Regions from separate parts of the Homo sapiens genome. Here region 1 is linked to region 2. Evidence: read pairs that join two places in POLR2A ChIA-PET (ENCODE). Cell type or tissue: Panc1. All regions are shown on one strand.

Region 1 (2,500 bases), 300 kb after region 2:
ACAATAAACAGCTTACACAAAAGAATATACATATACAGTATACATATATATTTATTCGCATATACACAGACTATTACTGGAAATTCACACAAGAAACTGGCAAGAATGGCTGCCTCTGGGAAAGCAAATGAGGGCCTAAAGCAGAAAGAAGACTTCACTAGCATTGTATGAATTTTTTTAACCATGAATTTATATTGGTTTTTTAATTTACTAACTATAAAACCTAAGTCCCAAATTCTGAGCCTCAGTATCCTCCAATTTGAAATGATGATAATAATAGCTTAGTTCATAGGTTACGCTTTGTTAAGTTATAAAGCAGCACAAAAAATTATAAATTAGTCCTCTAACTGAATTGTCCAAATCAATTAATATAATTATTATCATTCCTCTAATCAATTTCTCTAAATGTTTAGGATGAAAACTAAGTGTAGACACAATCTTAGAACACAAAGCTTTACTTTACACGTAGTTATTGTGTATTCAATTTAAATGAATAAATTCTCAAAAATGCCATAGAGAAAAGCTAAATCAGTTGATTACAGAAGGAATACATTCTCACTGTTGAAAACAAGGTAGATAAAAACTACAACCATGCTACTATAAAATTTTAGTGTTTTTTTTCTTCCAGGCTTTCTTCTACGCATGCTTAACTGGGTTAGATCATTTGTCTAAATAAAAAAAGTTCACTTTACTGTAATACAGCATTCAATTTACAAGATTCCTCAGATTATTAAAAACACCTAATAAATATAATTAATGAAGGCATACCTTGTTGATTCAACTGCTTTAAAAATGAAACTCCAGCATATGAATTTGCCTAATGAACTCTGCCTGGAGTAACTTTTCGTTTATTATTTCTACCAGTTCTCCAACTAACCAGATCTCTCTCAGGCCATTTACTTGGTTTTGGTTTCCAGAGTACTGATTTTTTTTTTAAAAACTTTTATTTTAGGTTCAAGGGTACATGTGAAGGTTTATTACATCAGTGGACTTGTGTCATAGGTATTAAGCCCAGTACCCAATAGTTATCTTTTCTGCTCCCAATTTTATTAAGCCCCAAACTCACAAACAAGTATATAAAGTGCTTTTTGTAATTCCCTAAAGAACAAGTAAAATATCTTAGATTAGGCCTTTAAAATCACACTATTAGAGATTGCAGAGATTCTGAACTATGATTCGTTGCTAATGATACTCAATCTTTTTCTATTACACGTTAGTCTGTTACTAGCATTCTGTCTGCAAATAGAGTGAAAACAAAGGAATGCACTCTTAGATTATTCCTGAGAGACTTGCTATTGGATGAACTTGTTCCTAATTAATTTTAACTATGACAACCTCTCCCAAGTGCTGAACATTTCAAGCCATCTTTGAGAAGGGTTAGATATCTCTCTCAAGAGATTTCCTGAGTATATCGAACCATAATTATAGGCAATAAAGAAAAACATCATTAATGTGCCTTTCCCATTGTAGGAACTCAAATATCTGTCATGTTGAGAACAATATCACTTTTCTGCTTCTGAGAACATGTTGTCATTTTCAAACTAACCTGTATTTACTGTCATAATTGTTAAACCAGACTACTAAGATGATATGTTTATTAGCACTTGTACTGCGTACTTGTTTAAAAAATGAAACTGAAAATAAACACTACAAACTGTGAAATTATGGGAGATGTTTTCCTCTAATTTCCAAGTTTTCTGTAATACAGTTATATCACTCTTGTAATTTAACAAAAAAAGCATTAGAACTGTTGTTATACCATTTATATACTAGGATTTTTAAAATTAAGTCCCTACTTAAGGGCTTTTTTATTACTTTAAAAAAAAAAAAGAATCTGACAACATAGTGAGTGAGTCCCTGTCTCTACAAAAAAATTTTAAAAATTAGCTGGGCATGGCGATGCACACTTGTAGTCCCAGCTACTCAGGAGGCTGAAATGGGAGGATCCCTTGAGCCCACAAGGTTGAGGATGCAGTGAGCCTGATCATGCCACTGTACTCCAACATGGGTGACAGAGTGTGATCCTGTCTCAAAACAAAACAAAAAAAAAAAAAAATTCTTGCTAAACTAAAGCAAGAAAACCAGTATAAAGCTGAATTGCTAAAAGACTATTTTAAATATTCAAATCCTATCTCAGTAAAATAAAACCTTTATCATCAATAGCACTAACTTTGAACACACAATTGTATCATCCAAGATATTATCAAAGGCACTAGAGATTCAGAGGCAAAAACCATGGCTTATATCCTCAAGAGGCTTACTACTTAAGACAATGGCATATGCCGAAAAAAAAGAACAAAAAATGTAAGGGAGCGTTGGATAGGCCAAGCATCTAGTACATAGAGAAGAACAGTGAAATAGCTTTTGAAGTCCTACAGACCTTGGTTCAAATCGTAGATTCACCACTTACTAGCTTACTTACTAGCTTCTCTAATTTGTAAAACATATCGTTAGATTCTAAGTGTAGTAAAATTCCTGGCATATAGTAATTCCCAAAGGG
Region 2 (2,500 bases):
TAGTTCAGGCCCCAATATTAGACCATTGCAACTGAGTCCTAACTACCTTTTCTCTGCCTCCAGTCTCTTCCATTAGTCCATTTCCCCTTGCCACCAGATTGCTGTTTCTAAAACACAGAGCTAATCATATGACTCTCTTGATTAAGAAAAACAGAAAAACAACTTCAGTGGCTCTCACAGCCTACTGGATCAAGTACAAACTCCTTTGTCTAGTATTCAAGGTCCTCCATTAACTGGCCCCAAACTACCTCCCAACACACACACACATACACACACACACACACACACACGTTCTTTCTCTAAATTTCAGCTTCCCTGAATGTTATTCTTAGAACACAGTGAACTTTCATTTCATCAAATATTTGTATGTGTTTTTCTCTCTAAAATGCCCTTTGGCCTACCAGTCTTCTCTTTCTCTTTTTTTTTTTTTTTTTTGAGACAGGTCTCACTCTGTCACCCAGGATGGAGTGCAGTGGTGCCATCTCGGCTCCCTGGAACCTCCGCCTCCCAGATTCAAGCAATTCTCCCACCTCAGCCTCCCAAGTAGCTGAGAGTACAGGTACACACCACCATGCCTGGCTAATTTTTGTATTTTTTTTTAGCAGAGTCAGGGTTTCGCCATGTTGGCCAGTCTGGTGTTGAACTCTTGCCCTCAAGTGATCCGCCAGCCTCAGCCTCTCAAAGTGCTGGGATTACAGGCGTGAGCCACTGCGCCTGGCCCAAGTCTTCTCTTTTTAAGACCCAGTTTAGGCTGGGCACTAATATAAAAATTAGCCAGGCGTGGTGGCCCGCGCCTGCAGTCCCAGCTACTCCGGAGATTGAGGCGGGGGGATAGCTTGAACCTGGGAGGTGGAGGTTGCAGTGAGCGGAGATCGCACCACTGCACTTCAGTCTGGGCGACAGAGTGAGACCTGTCTCAAAAAAAAAAAAAAAAAGACTCGGTTTATTTTACTGCAGTTTCAGAGTGAGAAAAAAGAAAAAGAAAAAGATCCAGTTTAAATGTTGCTCCTAATGGTTAAAATCATGATGTCTGTTCCACCTGGGTCCAATCCAGGATTACTTAATGGGTGACCTTGAGCAAGTTACCTAAACTCTCTTTCCTTTAGCTTCCTCATTTATATAATGTGGGAAATAATAGTAACTACTTCTTAGAGTTGTAGGTCATAAACCAAATAATACATGTAAAACATTTAGAACAATGCCGGGCATCTGATTAGAGCTCAATGAATGTTAGCTCTGATTTAAAATAATGATAAATTAATAATGAATAAAGAAATAATACATAAATGTCCTATTTCCTGAGAAGATTTTCTTATTTATCCAAAGAAATATAATCATTTCTATCACAATACATTCACAGTTTATACTGCTTATAACATTTATTTTCACATCTCTTCATACAATTTCTGGAAGATAGAATGTGTTAAAAAAATTATTTGTTTAAAATGAGGTCATATTTACTATTCAAGGTTGTTTTTTTTTTTCTTTCTTTAGAGATAAGGTCTCACTGTGTCAGCCAGGCTGGAATGCAGTGACATGATCATAGCTCACAGTAGCCTCAAGCTCCTAGGCTCCAGCAATCCTCCTACCCTAGCCTCCCGAGCTGCTAGGCAGGTGTATGCACCACACTGGATTTTTTTTTTTTTTTTCTAGAGACAGAGTCTCACTATGTTGACCAGGCTGGTCTCAATCTTCGGGCCCCAAGTGATCCTCCCATCTTGGCCTCCCAAAGTGTTGAAATTATAAGCATGAGCCACCATGCCTGGCCAAGTTTTTTTTTTTTTTTTTGAGAGGGAGTCTCGCTCTGTCATCCCCCAGGCTGGAGTGCAGAGGCACAATCTCAGCTCACTGCAACCTCTGACTCCCAGGTCGAAGCGATCCTTCTGCCTTAGCCTCCTGAGTAGCTGGGATTACAGGCACCTGCCACCATGCCTGGCTAATTTTTGTATTGTTAGTAGAGACAGGGTTTCACCATGTTGGCCAGGCTGGTCACAAACTCTTGACCTCAAGTGATCCACCCACCTTGGCCTCCCAAAGTGCTGGGATACAGGGTGAGCCCGGCCTCTGGCCAAGTTTTTTTTTTTTTTTTTTTTTTTTTTGAGACGGAGTCTCGCTCTGTCACCCAGGCTGGAGTGCAGTGGTGCGATCTTGGCTCACTGCAAACTCCACCTCCCAGGTTCACGCCATTCTCCTGCCTCAGCCTCCTGAGTAGCTGGGACTACAGGCGCCCGCCACTATGCCCGGCTAATTTTTTTGAATTTTTTTAGTAGAGATGGGATTTCACCATTTATTTATATTTATTTATATTATTATAATATTTATTTATATTAAATAAATAAAATAAAATATTTATTGCTTTTTTTTCTTTTTTTTTTTAAACAGGGTCTCATTCTTTTGCTCAGGCTGGAGTGCAGTGGCTTGATCTCGGCTCACTGCAACCTCTGCCTCCCAGTCTCAAGCAATCCTCCCACCTTAGCCTTCTAAGCAGCTGGGGCTACAG

Evidence for each region. ChIA-PET counts read pairs that join two places held together with the same protein. Peaks named below come from ENCODE experiments on the same cell type or tissue, not always from the same donor. Only the 100,000 strongest peaks of a DNase experiment are listed, where the experiment ranks them.
Region 1: POLR2A ChIA-PET joins it to region 2 with 17 read pairs; 3 of 35 experiments call an interaction of 5 or more read pairs at or near these places.

What each region holds. Positions count from the first base shown.
Region 1 is chr1:51,513,441-51,515,940 of GRCh38, forward strand. The region is part of intron 1 of EPS15 (epidermal growth factor receptor pathway substrate 15); the gene reads right to left. Among named protein-coding and RNA genes, the nearest start is that of EPS15-AS1, 3.6 kb to the right of the region's middle. In Panc1, no CTCF peak of the experiment used is centred here; no DNase peak of the experiment used is centred here; H3K27ac peaks cover 2,121 bases.
Region 2 is chr1:51,215,764-51,218,263 of GRCh38, forward strand. The region is part of intron 1 of LINC01562 (long intergenic non-protein coding RNA 1562); the gene reads right to left. Among named protein-coding and RNA genes, the nearest start is that of LINC01562, 18 kb to the right of the region's middle. In Panc1, no CTCF peak of the experiment used is centred here; no DNase peak of the experiment used is centred here.